2 separate regions of the Mus musculus genome follow, and region 2 is linked to region 1. Evidence: chromatin loops called from intact Hi-C (ENCODE). Cell type or tissue: left cerebral cortex. All regions are shown on one strand.

Region 1 (8,000 bases):
ATGGTAGAGTTCTTTATTTGGAGGGGCCACGGGGTTGATTTATGATTGGCAGATGGCCCCCATCTGAAGGAATCAAGGGACTGGTTTCTAATAGGAGTAACATGCCCTTATGTGGGGAGTTGGGGCAGCTTGCAGCCACTGGCAGCTGGTGAGGGTAGCTTTTCATTTCTTCACGCCTGGGTCACTTCAACAGCTGAGTTTTAATAAAGCAAATGTGCCTCAGACTATGGGGGGGGGGAGCAGGCCTCCTAGAACACCAAGGCCCATTTGCACCCCTCCCACTAATCTCACTGCTAAAAACAGCTGAGGCTGAGAGGCCCTCAGAGTGCTGGTTGGATCTGAGCAGTGATCCAGTTACCCCGAGCTATGCTGAGACATTCCAGAGGCTCTTGTGTCCTCGGCTGCAGGCCACTAGGAGCCAGAAGCCCAAGATGGTACAGAATATTTTTATTCAAGATGGCCATGCTATCTATGGCACATAGAAGCAAGAAGCCCCTTCTTAAGGGCATGTTCTAACAACTGAAACACGGTCCCCTTTCGGGGAAGCTTTTGGGAGGATTAGGATTAAGTGAGCAAGGGAGAATGGACCCCCGTAGGGCTGGCTCTCTTCACAGAAGACCTGGACAATGCTAAGAAAAGGTTCCTCTTGAATGAAGAACACGGAGAACGGCCATCTCTTCAGGCTTCCCAGCAACTATATGGTGTATAACTCACGGAACAAAGACAAGTAAGACAGAGCCTTGAATTCCAAGGACAGTAGATGGAAAATAAGCACCCGAGTAAAGATAAGAAGAAACGGAGAACAAAAACAAAACAGAAAACTCTTAGTGCAGTGGAGAATTGAGGAAGGAGGCAGTTTTACAAAGATCAAAAGGAAGGCGTTAGCCACGAGCAAAGTGTTTTGTGCGGAGCAGGGGTGTCATGCCCCTGCCGAATCCAGTTCTTCGTAGAAAAGGTCAAAGGAAAAAAAAAACGGGGAGACTATGTTGCCCTCAAGAAAAACCAGTTCTCTCTACTCCCACTTCCTGCCTTGTTATCCCGACTCCTGATCAGTAAGGAAGAGACAATACACTTCAGAAATGCTTCCTTACACATTTTCAGACAGTCATGAGCTCCATTTTGTTGTCTTCTCAAGCAGCAGGCCCCTGAAAGCCAGGCTCAAGTGTGAGAGAGGACACTTGGGGACTGAGGTGCTACCTGTGAGAAGCCAAGACCCAGCCAGAGCCTCCATCCTACACCTTGGTTATCTAGTAGGCGCTTCCGGTCTGTGTTTTCACACAGCCGTCATTTACGAAGTGCCTACTACTGCCCAGAACTGGGAAATAGGAGCAGAAATCTCTTGGAAAGTGAGATAGAAAAGGAGGGAGAGGAGGAATCCTTGTCTTAAGTCCTCAGAGTGGGGAGGGCAGGAGAGTGGGAAGAGAGACAGACATTTTCAAATGCGGTTCAGCCTCTGCCCTGGGTGACTTACAGCAGCTGCACCTATTTTGGGCCTGAGGTCTCCGTCCCCGGGCAACAGGTGGGAAGACCTAAGATTTCCTGGTACATTCCCAGGGCACAAGTCACCCTTTTTTAACGACTCATTTTAAGCTAGAAACATGGAGTCTTCCTTTTCTGTTTTCTGAGCCAGCCTTGGGGATCTAGGCCTCAGCACACGGGTGGCGACTCGTGGTTTCTGGGTCTCGCTCGCTCGCTCTCTTGCTTTATACTCACACACGCATGAGCGCACATACACACATAAGCACGCATGCTCGCACCTACGCACGCTCCCTTTCCTGAGCTAATGAGTGAAGTACGTGTCAATCACAGTACATGCCCAGGAGCCCACGGAAGGGAGTCAAGTAAGGGCATAGGTAGGGAGCAGAGATTAATTTACCCGATTTGTCGTCCAGCCCCAGCCTTAGCATCCCTACACTAACAGGACCTTCCATGGGCTATGTGGTCCATAAGTTCCCACTGATAAGATTTGACATTACCATTGGTCAGTAGGAGCAAAAGCGTACAGCCCTTTGTTTCCAAACCGTTGCAGAATAAAGACTAATCTTCCAGGGGAAAATCAGCTCTTTGACTGTGACTTCATCCTTATGATCAGGGGCAGCTTTTGCTAGGATGCTTTCCAGTTACCTACATCCTTTACTCTTAGCGAGGGATCACACGGCACTGCCAGCACGGCTACTTGGACACTGGAATGGGCACCTGCCGCAAGAGTCCCTGACTTTGGTAGGCGTCTTCTAGCCTGTCATCAGAATTGTTCCCTAAGCTGAGATTCCAACCCCTGACCCAGGGCTTGAATGCTAGGTGCTGAGCACAGCGTTAATGACCTTGTTTCTTCTCTTCAGGTTCTGTCTTGTCTCATAATACTGTAGTAATCTATCGATTTAGCCCCATTGTCTGAAGCATAGATAAGAGATGCACACAGGCTTTTTTTTTGGTGGCTCTTGACATCTTTGTAGGAAAATATTAACAGTGGTTCTGTGGCGTAAGCCATCCTGAGCTAGCTCCAGAGATTAAAAAGACAGCTTGAATATTAATCATTACACGGAAAGAGCGATTTTCATATCGGTTTTCCTTAGTGTGTTTCATGACTTCATTGAACTCCCCCTTTGGGTTTTAAAGGCCGATAAGAAGAGGAACCCATGATCTCTTGTAATATGAAAACAGGAGAGAGAAATACCCAGGAATTAAAGGTTCAAGTGAGGGGGAAGAAAAAGGAGGGGTAGGTGTGGGTTAATCAGAAACTAAGGGTGTATGTATATAAAACCCATATGGAAATCCACCACTTTGCAGCTGAATTGCAAAAACAAAAAATTTAAAGGCATTTGAACACAAGTACTCTTCATGGGCGAACAGTGCTTCTCCAAGAAGGTATGGGTTATTAAATTAAAATATGCCAGGCTTCGGGATACTTCTTTAGGAGTAACTGGTCAAGGAGGCTGCAGAGACCCCTCCCCCAAATAACACAAGCTCTTGGTTTCCACCATAACTATGGTAAGATCCGATTGCTGAAGGCACAATACACTCTGGTTTCGAGAACTCAGGCTGGACCCGACCTGAAGACTTCCTCCCTGATAGATAGCGTCCATAGTTCTGGAGGTCCCATAGATGACAGCTGTAGGAGAGAAGCCATTAAGTGGTATTGCCCAGATGTGAACCCTGACTGCTGCAATACTTATCTGATGGGCAAAGGTGTGTGCCCGTGGGCGTAAGTGGCATAAAGGTTACAAGGCTAACCAACCCTTTTCTGAGGGGATTTGAGGTCTGGCATTGTAAACTGGGCCAAAAGCCCATAGCTTAGGAGGTTCTAGGGCCTGGGGGGTGGGGAGGGGGAGAAATCCACTACTGTTGTTGGGGGAGAAATCCATTACTGTTGTTCTGTGGATTGGATGCACTGTCAAGCTGATATATATATATATATATTCAATCAATTGAGTGTATACTATATCTATATTTATATACTCAATCAATTGTGTATATACTATCTATCTATCTATCTATCTATCTATCTATCTATCTATCTACCTACCTACCTACCTATCTAGCTACTCAATCTGGCAAACATCTTGGCTTGCTTGTCTGGGACACAGTAGGGCCAGTCACTTCCTTCATGGTCCTGGGGCTTACTAAGAACAGCTTGCTGCTGCCACCCCCTATGGAAAGGCATCCAAGGTCATGTTGCCAACCCAGGAAAGGATCAAAATCTCCAAGTCCAGGTGCGGAATGCATCTTCTTTTCCCACTGGAATAAACTGAGCCACAGAAAAGTGGGAACTATGTTCAGTGTCCAGGGTAATCATGTCACAGCCGAGTCTCTGCAGAGCAACAGAGGTCTCCTTAGAGGCCTGCGTGGAATCTGTGTAACTTGCCACAGTTCTTTCCAAACACTCCTGGCCTCTGTTACAGTTGGTCAAGCACCCTTGTCTCAGAATGACACTCGCTGGGTCCCACCTGTGGCAGAAGAAAGGGCCCTCGCTTGATTCCCCACAAACATGGTCATGTTGCATTTGCTGAAATTCTAGCCTTGCTGGGTTGTCTTTCACACCAGCTCAGCCACCAGTGCACGCTCTGACATGTTTCTGGAAGCAGCCCCTGCCTTCTATCACGAAGGTCAAATCTGGGACCTCACACAAGCTACACAGATACGTTACCACTAAGCTACACCCCCAGGCTGTACTTCACTTTTTATTTTGTGAGTTGCTCAGGCTGGCTTTGAACTCACTCTGTAGCTTACCAAGTCTAGACTTTTCCCTGCTCCCCCTTCCTCAGCCACGTCGGTACCCAGGTCACCTTCAGTAGTGCCGAACTTTCCAGCTATGCATCTTTGTATTTCCAGTGCCTGCCCAGATACCCTGTGTTTTCAAAGGCTCTTAGGAATTGATTTTCTCATATTTGTCTCAAGTAGGTGAAGTGAGGATTGTGGAGGTTAGAGACACAGTCTCCACCTTCTCTCTCACTTCTCTGATGGGAAAGTAGGGGGCAAGAATCTGCCTCCGGATCTCCCTATCTGTGTATATGACAGTGCTACACTTGGGAACGCCCCACCTATCTCTCCCCTTACCTCCTGACCCATCTGTCCACACAGTCTCCCATCTGCTCCATCTCAACTACCACAGTGCAAGGTCCTAAGCATTGCCTCCCATATGGAGAACTGCTAGGAAGCCAGAGGCTCCAGGAAGACATGCTGTGCTTGGAGTCATCTTTGAGAGCTTGGTACCAGATTCTCCCACTAGGTGGCACCACCGCTCTGCCAGAAGCACAGTTCCCACAGATCTGTGATAATATTCCTCAGGTGCCAAGGGCTGAAGGTAGCTCCTGCAAGATGTGACTGGACAGAGAAGGACTCCCCACTACCTCAGCCTGCATTCATTAGAAAATGCCACAGCAATGCTGTCGGATATTCAAGTTGAGGTAAAAGCTCAAGAGGAAGCCTGTCACAATTTAAAATTTTGTTCATGGAGTTTTGAGTGTTAAGTATGAATCTTTTATTTGGTGTGTGTGTGTGCTCAAAGATGGAGGCTATGCCCGAAGATGAGCATGGGCCATGACATTGGGGCTGTGCCTAATGAGTTGCTATGGCAACAGATGCTCTTGCTGTTGTACATGGCCCTTTCTCTTTGTGAGGGCACTGGGCTAGGGAGGATTTCTGGCCAGCCACCATTCCTGGGTGTCCTGGCTGGTTTTGTGTGTCAACTTGACACAAGCTGGAGTTATCACAGAGAAAGGAGTCTCCCTTGAGGAAATGTCTCTATGAGAATCCAGCTGTAAGGCATTTTCTCACTTAGTGATCAAGGGCCCATTGTGGGTGGTGCCATCCCTGGTCTGGTAGTCCTGGATTCTATAAGAAAGCAAGCTGATCAAGTCAGAGGAAGCAAGCCAGTAAGAAACATTCCTGCATGGCCTCTGCATCAGCTCCTGCTTCCTGACTTACTTGAGTTCCTGTCTTGACTTCCTTTGGTGATGAACAGCAATGTGGAAAGTGTTAGCTGATTAAACCCTTTCCGCCCCAACTTGCTTCTTGGTCATGATGTTTGTGCAGGAATAGACACCCTGACTAAGACACTGGGCATGAAGCTGTTGAGAAGAGAGAACCATTGGTAGCCGCTAATGTCTCTCAGGATATATGTCCACATGGGAAGACTCCACTTTCCCTGTGAAGCCCCTTCTGCTGTCCACACCCCCTGAAACCCCTTGCCACTTCCCTGCCTGGCCAGGTTCCCCCCAAAACCCCGATACCCACAGTGCCCTCACCAGGATTCCTGTTAAAGCTCTAGTTAGTAGAAGGGGCAAGTTTTCTTGCTTTCTGGAACAATCCTTTGTCCTTCACATGGCCTATTTCTTTTCTGTAAGGTATGAAACGTGTTTTAATCACTCCTTTAGACTCCTTCCTCTCTTGGTCTGAGAAGACCCTTTTTCATTTTCTCTTCTGTCTGAACTGCATTCTCCATCCCTCCTACGATGCCCCTTCTCTGCTCTTCCCTTCTTTCTGTGGATCCAGGCTACACTGCAGAGGTGGAACGAAGAAAGGATGTCAAATAAGCTGCTCAGCAAACTCACAGGGACTAAGGGGCTCCGTGTGCTAACTGCCACTTCTAGCTTGGGTGGGGAGAGTCAGTTGGGGAGCTTTGTAAAACATGGATGTTTATGGTCGGGCCCTGTGGAATAAATAGATTCTTATGTCCAGCTACCTGGGCTGCTGAGGTAAGAGGATTACTTGATCCCAGGATTCAGACCCCAGCAGAGGCAACATAGCAAATACCTGTCTCAGCAAGCAAGCAAGCAAGCAAGCAAGCAAGCAAGCAAGCAAGCAAGCAAAATACCACCACCACCACCACCACCACCGAATTGCCCAGGTCACCCACAAGATCATCGAAACCAGAGTATGTGAGGCACAGTCTCCATACATCAGGAGTTTATAACACCCCCAAACCTCCATCTGAAAATGATTCCCAGCTGGTGGGAACTAGGGTATCAAAAAACAGACTTGGGTTCTGTTGAGCCTAAGCTGCCACCTACAGGCCAAAGTGGGTACTGTTTTCAGCTGCAGGAAGAGAGGGTAGGTGACTCAGAAGCTCTGAAACTCCAGAATCTGCCTTTCCGCTCCCCAATGCCCATCAGACAGCCGCATCATCCCGAGAAACTATGTCTTTTCAAAGCGAGAGAGTTTCCATGTCTGTGTCCCGCCCCCTCCATCCCAGAGTCTCCTTCTCTGCATGCCAGGCTAAGAGCACATCTAGAATTTAGTCTCAAACTTAAAAAACATACAGAAAATATGTGTTTATTTAAACAGTACTTTAAAATTATATTTCCCCGTCCATTCATTCTGCTCAGGGCGGGACTGGGTGGGTACTGAGTGACATCTTAACAGGTTGGTGTCACTGGGGACTCAATACCATATTCATATGTTAAGAGTGAGACATCTGTGCGCCTCTATTTCTTCATCTGTAACATGAATAATTATTGCACCCACCCTAGAGGATCAATGCTACAGCTCAGATAAAAGGCCCCACACAATAGTGTCTGATAGAAACAGCAGTTCCCAAGAGCTAGCTGAATTGTCTGACAATGGCAGGGCCAGACAAAGGCATGAGATACGCTGAATTCTGCTCCTTTTACTCTAATCACGTGACTTGATTCATGCAGGTGAATCAAAATGATCCTGAGACTCAAATACTGAGGGTATGTACTCAAACAAACAAACAAACAAACTGGTTAAGTCAGTCTCGCCATCCCCAACCTTTAAAACCAAGTTGCATTTTTGGAGAGTGCCACCAGAGGGCAGCGGTGAGCCACAAATAAATGGCCATGTTGTTGGACCAAGCACAGATTAGGGATGCTGCCTTGGTTTTAACCACCTGGGTTTTCTTAAGCCTGGAGTAGCACATCCGCTAGTTTGCCCGGGTCTGAGTCTAAATACTCTTCTGGCGTCCACCTACAACTTGGGACCGCGGTGACATCTTCAAGGTGGGGTTGGCTTTCATGTCCGTAACGGGTCTTCCACGTAACCGTTCTTTTCTCCTCACTCACTCACCTGCAAACATGGCAGATGGATCATAAAGTGCATCCCCTCTGCTTGAGAACCCATTCCCGTGTCTTTGCCCACGAACATCTCACGCTCACTAACGGGGGCCGGGGGGGGGGGTCTTGTCGCTTGGGAGATGCTCTCGGTGTCCGTTGAGCTCTGTTCCACCTACCATTCTTTCCTTAGTTCAAGACAGGTCCTACAAAGGGTTTGGTTTCTCCGACAGAGACTGCACTTCTGTGACCATTCCAGACTAGAGTGACCCAAGCATTGGGCAAGGCTGAGCACAACCCCAGGTCTCTCTTGAGAACAGTCCCCCAATCTCAAATCCCCAGAACACAGTCCATGCTCCCTGAGTGACGCCTCCTCCCTGCCAAGCGGACTCAAACCTCAAAGCTTCCTGTAAGAACTGTGACAAGAACCGATGCCCACAATCCAACTCTTCTGTCCTCAGCCCACCCTAAGAGATAATTAAAGCAGAGACG
Region 2 (8,000 bases), 550 kb after region 1:
TTTTGTTGCAGGGAAACTTCTGGAAGATGTCAAAGTTAAAAGCAAGAGAGAGCTCCCTGCAAATAGCATTTCTGGGAGTCCCTGATGAGAGAAGCTCCTGCCTAAACTCTCAGGGATTTGCCCCCCAGCTCTGGCCAGATACCCCTGTAGGGCTGGAGTAGGGTCCCCAACTCCTCCCTTCACACCCTCTGATGCGCTAAGGCCAGGACGTCTCTCTACTCTAAGGAAAGAGTTACTTAGATTCTCAGGCAACAGCTTAGATTCTCAGGCAGCAGCTTAGATTCTCAGGCAACAGCATCCCTGTACTCTAAGAAGGGAGCTGTTCAGATTCTTAGCCAACAGTAGAGATTTGAGAAGTGAGGTCTATTCAGTTTTGCTATCTTGGCACAAGCGTGGGGGAGACGCACACGGGGACATGCTGTCTTGGGCTCCTTGTCGCCCTATTCTGAGCTGCTCTGACTACCTCTGCAAAGATAAAAACCAACTGGATGTGTTGCTGTGCTTGCCCTGGTGGACCATCCTGCTTCGCAGGGACGAGAAAGCCAAACAAGCAGTAAGAGCAACTGCAATGCCCGCTGACACCTTGGTGTCCACTGCGTACACACCAGGACTACTCCCAGGGTTTCTGTTTGCCTCCTCCTGCGGGAGCTGTAGTTAATGGAATCAACCCTGCAGTGATTATACACCTGGACTCTAAAGCCAGAATCTCACTTATGCCATTTACAAAGTTAAGGCAAAGTTTGAGCAAGTTCCCCAGTGGTTTCTGGTGTCTGTCTCTGTCTGCAGAGCAGGGATGGTGAGGGCCTCAGGTATGGGCAAGTGGAGTCGGGAACGAATCGGTCCACAATTGTAAAGTACCTAGAATAGAGTCCAGCACACACTTTGTGCTCAGTATGCAACAGTGTGGTCATCACACGGTCCACACATGAGGAAAGTGGAATAGAGTGGCCGGCGGGCACTATGTTGAGGCTCACCTAACTAGGAAGCATCAAGATTGAAACCTCAGCTCTTGCCCACTGGCAGTACCCTTCCTGAGCTGACTTAGGGCCCGCGGGTCATCAGCCTGTTTTGACCTCCTTGTGTCTCCTGGAAACTGGGTTAGGGAACTTAGCCTGCTGCAACCACAACCTCTCTTCCTAGAGAATCTCAAGGAATCTGGCAGGCCTTAGGCAGGCCCCAGGTTTGGGCTTCTGGAGGCCTGGACCCCATGTCTCACACTGTTACCAAAGGCTGAAGCAAGGTGACAGCGTCTCAGGGCGGTTAGAAATGGGGAGAAAGGAAGAAGAGCAAATAAGAGAGAGACATTTTCATGATCTAAAAACAAAATCAGGAGTAAGGAGTGGGCTGGCTGGTTGTCTCAGAGACACACAGTGATGGAGCCCAACCAGAGTCAGGCCCCTACTGGGTCCTTTCACTCAGAGTTTCTGAGTATGGCCGTGAGATTCTCATTGGCTGGCTCACCTTGTACCCTCCTGCCTGGTCCTTCCCTCTGGCCTGTATCAGCGCATCTCTAGGATGGTCTGCAGCACAGAGCTGCTATCATGGCTTCTGGGACACTGTTTAAAGTGAGGACTCTGAGACATATTAGCAGTTGCTTTCTCTGGGACAAGGACAGAAAAGTGCCTTCCTTTCACTACTTCTGGAGGAAACTGAGCCAAGGAGAGACTGGCTATAAGTCACAGCAAGTGACAAAGAATATTCAGGACTGGAATCCAAGCCTCCCTGATGCCAACCTGGGCGCTTACACATACACCCCTTGGATACTCTTACCCCATGTCCCTTCAGGCTGGTGACCTGAACCATCCTTTCCCTCACCCAGGACTATGTCTCCATACGGAGCCCATAGCTCCATGTTCAAACCCTATAGAACGCAGCACTTCTTCAGAGGATGGGATGGCCCCATTTCTAGGAGGCTGAGACACCAGCTTCCCTACTTCAGGGAATATGGGAGTGTGTGGTGAGCAATTTCCCTCCCATCTAATCTGGAAGGCAGCGTTGCCAGGCCCTGCCAGCCCTGGGTGCATATCCTCGATCAGAGAGCAAGGACTGGGCTGGATCTGAAGCTTAGTGGCCCAAAGCTAGTTTAGAAGAGAAGCTGGCAGCAGCAGAAGGGCTGGCAGCCATGCCTGGGCCTCGTCCCTGCCATCAGCAGTTCTGGGCTGGCAGGTGGGGGCGGGGAGCCGTCTGATTGAGAGTGACAGACACTAATGGCTGCTCACTGCCCTCGGCACAAACTTGACACATCAGGTTGTAGGGGATTCGAGCAACAGTGACAGGGAGAGCACCAGGCACAGGACAGAGGAATTAGAGGACCTTGTGGCCCTTCATTTGGATGCGCAGTGTAACCGGTCTGGAGGCATGGCATCCTGGGAGGGAGCAAGTGGCTGGAGGAGAGCCATGTGGGGGCCTCTCCTATCTTCTCACTTACCAAGCCAGAGAAAGGCACACGGAGTACTTAGCTGCAGCCGGAGTTCCCAAACCATGTAACTCTGCAGGCTGTAAAGACACTGACTAAAGCCCTCCCCTGGGACACAGGCATCGCTGCCCCAGCTTCCCACGTCGGGCCCTGTGGGTGGGTCACACGTGGGTGGCCTAGCTAGGTGCCTCATCAGCTGCCGTTGCTCCCTTTGTGCCTCGAAGAGTGTCTGGGAGCAGTCCTCATGATCCTGCAGAATGTCTCAACTGAGCATCCACTGCAGAGGAAGCATCCCAGCTATAGGGGTAAGGTGTTTTCCCACATGTCTGTGGGTGAGGCAAAGGATCCCCAGAGGAGTTGGTGGGAGGGGCCATACCACCCACCTACACACACACACATGCACACACACACATACACACACACATATACACACATACACAGACACACACACACATATATACACACACACATATACATACACAGACACATACACACACATACACAGAGAGACAGGCACCCCCCCCCCCCCCGTTCTGCTTCCTGCTTAGCCCTGCCTTGGCCATGAGTAGGGCCTACCTACACTTTGCCCCAGGGTATAGGACAAGTCATGTGGGACAGGGTTTAGGATCCTAGTCTAGACCCAGAGTCCTAGTCTAGATTCAAGCCATAGCTCCACTATTACATACGAGCTGAGCATTCTGTGTTAGGTCACTTAACCTCTCTGTGCTCAGTGCCTTCCATGGCTGTTATGAGGAGTCCGTGAGTTCACCCATGGTAAGCACCTGGGGCATGATTAGCTCATGCTGAGCATAAAACAGATCCCTGGGCTGTCTACTGTGTACGGCCAGGAGGGTCGGAGGCCCTCATTGTTCCCAAGGCTTTCAGAGAAGACACACCTTTCCCCAGGGGTGCAGCTGTGCATTCCTATAAGTTGCCTGGAAATCACCAGGAGAGGGAAGGAATCTACCCATGGAAGTATCGGGGAAGGACATGTCCCACTTCCTCTTCCTGCCTGAGCACCGCAGTCCTGCTAATGGAGCCTTGTGGTTTGGCGACACAGGAGCCTGGCTATGAGGCCTGAAGGTCAGAGGGGCAGAGTCAGCATGAGGACTTGGACCACTTGTGACTGGCCTGTCAGCCTCTGTGCCTCAGTTCCCTGCCCTGTGCAGGTCTGCGCCATTTTCGCAGATGGACATTTCTGCCCTGATTGCTTCCTGGGGGTGACTTCATTTCACTGCCCTCAAGGTTCCCTCCACTGCTGTGGACTCTCCCTCCCTCCAGATGCATTCATCTCCCCTCCCCCATTCCCCAGTGTGGGGACACACCTATAGTCAGGCTTGGCTTCTCATGCTCTCAGACTTGCCACTGTTGACTTGTGGGGTCGAGGGCAGTCCTGAGGCGTTCCCTCCTGGGGCCACCGTCGTGGTCTGCCATCCTGTGCAGTCTCCACCACTTGGGGCTGGGCACTCACGCAGAGGGCACGTTGTACTTAACTGCTTCCGCAAGGCCCCTCTTGCTTCTGAGCCAAACTCAGCATGCATATGTGTGAATACACATGCACTCACACAGACACACACACACACACAGAAGTACTCGCATTTGCACACACACAAACACACACATGTGCCCATAAACATGCACATGCACACACACGCAGGCCCCTTTCCTTTCTGGAACATTCTTACCTCTGCCTAGCTTGCCTGCCTCCTCAAGCACTATTTCATCTAAGAGTGGTCTCAGCATCCCCAGCCCTTCCTGTGGCCTCAGCATCCCGTGCCTACCCTAATGAGAATTGTATCCCAAGAACCATCATCCCTTAATTATCAGGCTCTTGAGAGCAGATGCTGCACTGCAGACCTAGTACCCAGTCATTGCTAGAATGACGATTTGTTGGGTCTCCACTGTTTGCCTGCTGTGGCAGAAGCTAGGAAAACCCTGGGGAAGGATGCTCTCTGCCTCTCCACCTGCCCTCATAGACGGGCTGTCAGGAAGGAAGGGAGTGTGAAAACGCCATCAGAAGTAGCAACACCGACATATGTGTGCAGGGTGCTTGGGAGACACGGCATAGTAGGGAATCCCAGGGTAGCACATACCATGGAGGGGCTATCTGGCAAACATTTAGCTCTGCTGCCAGCCTGACCTGAATTTAAACACTCTGTGATCTGACTTCCTCAGTGTTATGCACTTCTCTACATGACCACCAGGGGGAGAAGGGCTCTGACGTCTCTGGGAAGCCCCTTTGAACTAACACAAACCAGAAGTGACAGAGACAGTAACCCCGTACCCCAGAGCTCCTCACCAGGGCATCCTGAGAGTTACAGGGGCATCAAGAGTTGGCAGCTTCTCCCACTTCCCACCCTCACTCCTGCCCTGTGGCCATCTTCCCGTGGCTCTTCCAGGGCCATACAAGGGGCCTTCACCTTCTAGACCCCCAAACCTTCTCGTCCCTGCTGTAGGCATCTGTTGAGAAGGCTCTGAGACCCTGGGGCTTGCTCATTATTCTGTCTTCCACGGGTGGGTGCAGACCTTCCTTGGGTATCACTCCTCCCCTGCAGCCTGGCTTGGGAGCGCTGCTTCTCACCAGTAGTCACCCAGGCCTCACCCAGAGCCTCTGACCACACACTCGGGCTAGGACCCACCCATCTGTCCTAACAACCCCTCCCAGGCGATGAGGTGCCTTAGAAATCAGTCATGCCCGCCTTTGAGTACTGTGGCCACTACATACCAGGTCCAGGCCTGTGAATTCACCTAGCTGGGGACCCCACCAACTACACACTGAAAATTGTGTCTGTACCCAAATTAAGTATTATAAATCTAGAGCTGGTCAGAGGGTGACTATTTGTAATATGCAAATACTGTACCCTTTTACATAAGGAAGCCTTGGCATCTATAAACTCTGCCATCCACGTGGGGCTTGAAACCATTGCCTACCCCTCTAACCCCCAGATACTGAAGGGCAATAGCGTCTTAAGTCTATGGCTTCCATTAGTTAGTTATTAATTTACATGTGGTTGTGCGTGCACAGTTGTATGTACATACCTGAATGCATGTGGAGACCAGAGGAAGACACATCTTTCTCTATCACTCTCTGCCTGATTCCCTTGAGCTACTATCTCACTAACCAGTTCGATGCCAGATGTTCTCCTGCCCTTAAGTCAGAGACCCCAAGTGCGATTCAGCTGACATAGGAGTCTGCTGGTTGCACATAGTGTTTTGACTTTGCTTGGTTGTTGTTGGTGGGTTGGGGGGGGGGTGTCTGTCTCCTTTGGTTTTTAACCCTGAATTAATTGCTGTCACTCAGAACTCAAGATGGTTGACACACAAACCCTGAGCTCAGAGTCTGGTGACACAGGACAGGGATCTTAATCCGCCCATGAGATATATGTCCACAGCCCATAGACCCTGCTCATGGCACAGGCTGTTTCCCTCCCACCCTAGTTGTAGATTCTGTGTTCCAGGGGTACTGGCTGTTTGCATGCCCCTCCTAGGTGAGAGCTTGAGAACAATCCCCCAACCCCTGGGGGTTCCTCCTTGGCTCTTCCTTTCAGCACATTGGCAGATGCCTGGTCCGTGAGGAGAGGTTGAAGGGAGATGCCTTGGGGTAGGGGGTGGGGAGTTGAAGCCACAGCAGTAAGAGCAGCAGTAAAGCCACGCCCACAAGGTGTGGACAGCTTGGAAGTAACACAAACTTGGCTGGATGGAACAATACTTCTTCCCGTGCTTTCTGATCCTCTTTCCCCTCCCTCCACCTCCCAATAGGTGCTGTTTCCCTAAACAGTCTGATGTCTGCCTCCACTCATATATACATACATGTATCTTCCATGCAGCCTCTACAGGTGTCTTTTGTGTATCATGCAGGGTCTCTTTGTCTAGCCCAGGATGGCCTTGAATTCCTCAGCCTCCCAGGTGCTGGGAACCACCACCTGTCTCATCTCATTCTTAGTTACAAACTTCTCTCTGTTGGAAAGTGCCAGTCTTCTGGACGAGCCTTTTACTGCCATAGATAGTGTGTGGTGGAAATCAGGCACCCATGTCCCTGCACACATGGGCAGATAGATCTGCAACCTAGTCTCTCAGTCAAAGGATCTAGGCGTTCACAACTGCGATAGATCCTACTAAACTCACACAAGAGAGGTTCCCCTCTTTGTAGCCCCTAGAATGGGTGGGAAGGAGGGCCTGTTGCCACTTACTTGAAGTAGTCACTGGCTGCTGGATCATGGGAAGATTGCTGCGTACATCCCACCAGAATGTCTGTGGGGAGGCCTCCTCTGTGCTCTGTGCAAGTTGACCCTGCACTGACAGCGTTCTTTTCCCAATTCTGTACCCTGCAGATCAACTGTGTGACATTCCCTCACCCGGACACGATGCCTGAGCAACAGCTGCTCAAGCCCACCGAGTGGAGCTACTGTGACTACTTTTGGGTAGGTACCGCCTCGGGTGCCCTTCACTGCGACCCCAACAGGAACATGCGCCCAGAAGGGTGGCAAGGGCCTTTCTCGGTGAAGCCTCGAGGTATGGTGTTGAGTGTGGCATCTCAGACAGGACTTTCCTTTTCTAGATCATTCCAGCAGTCCCAGGGAATCTGTGTGGTTTCTATTCACATTGACGTGGAATGCAAAGAAAATGGACAGTCATCCCCTTCAGTGCTGGGACGGAGGCAGGAGACTAGAATTGCTTTTAGTAAAGAAGTCTGAGCTCTAAGCCTTCTCGGCATTGCTACGAGTGGCCTTGAACTCGTGTTCTGGAAGTTGAGTGCAGACAGGGTTATATAAACTGCCTCTTTTAGCATCCACACTCTCAAACTGTTGTGAATTGCTTAGTGGGCTCAGAGCTGCCCGTTGCAAGATGAGAAGTTTCTGCAGGTGATGGGTGGCAGGATCCACCACCTCAGTCTCAATTGGCTTCATGTCACTAAACTGTACAGACACGTAGGAGTGACGACCCAGTCAATCTTGTGTCCTGTATATATCACCACCATTAAAATGTTGCCTTGATGTACATACACGCTCTCACACCTCAAAAATGCCAACGCTAGTACTGAGTACTTGCATTTTTTAAATCAGCAGGGACAACTGACTTCCGCAGTTCTAGTGGTGAAGGGGTCATGCAACCTTGACTATCTATGGAAAACTACTAAATCTCTACAAGGAACTTTCAGGAAGACCACAAGGAACCGTCAATAAATACAAACCTCTATCCACCATGGCACAGAATTATCTGCCCTCCTTTTAGATTTCCTAAATACCAGGCAAAGGTGCTTTCTTTTTCTCCTAAATCATATACCCATTAGAAAGTACGTGTAAGTTCCTGCTTGCCACTGCCAATCCATCTTACAAAATAGAGGTTTGGGGGGGCATGAGAGGTGATCTGCGAGAGAGACATGCATGCAGGCATAAGGAGCCAGGAAGATTTTGGAGGCCTGAAGGAAGTCGCATCTCTCTATAGTAGGGAGGTATTGAGGGAGTTTGAAGGAAAAATTGGGTATAACCTTCTCTGAGTGTGTCGAAGATAAGAATGGAAGGTGAGTGAGCTGGTCAGGATGAATGGTGACAGCAGTAGAGAAAGACAGAGGCAGCCATGTTTG

Evidence for each region. A loop is a pair of places that touch in the nucleus more often than their neighbours do. Peaks named below come from ENCODE experiments on the same cell type or tissue, not always from the same donor. Only the 100,000 strongest peaks of a DNase experiment are listed, where the experiment ranks them.
Region 2: a loop joins it to region 1, with 3 times the contacts of the local background. A loop is called at or near these places in 18 of 42 quality-filtered maps.

The regions. Positions count from the first base shown.
Region 1 is chr11:67,105,684-67,113,683 of GRCm38, forward strand. It overlaps 2310065F04Rik (RIKEN cDNA 2310065F04 gene), which reads right to left. Exons shown (of 5, transcript NR_038055.1): 5 at 6,778-8,000. Among named protein-coding and RNA genes, the nearest start is that of Mir6923, 9.9 kb to the left of the region's middle. In left cerebral cortex, CTCF peaks have their summits at 4,727 (motif pointing right), 6,516 (motif pointing left) and 7,260 (motif pointing right); DNase peaks (open chromatin) are centred at 4,725, 6,537, 7,274 and 7,913.
Region 2 is chr11:67,653,272-67,661,271 of GRCm38, forward strand. It overlaps Gas7 (growth arrest specific 7), which reads left to right. Exons shown (of 14, transcript NM_001109657.3): 6 at 6,748-6,837. Among named protein-coding and RNA genes, the nearest start is that of Rcvrn, 38 kb to the right of the region's middle. In left cerebral cortex, a CTCF peak has its summit at 4,606 (motif pointing right); DNase peaks (open chromatin) are centred at 258, 2,168, 2,429 and 4,594; H3K27ac peaks cover 5,839 bases.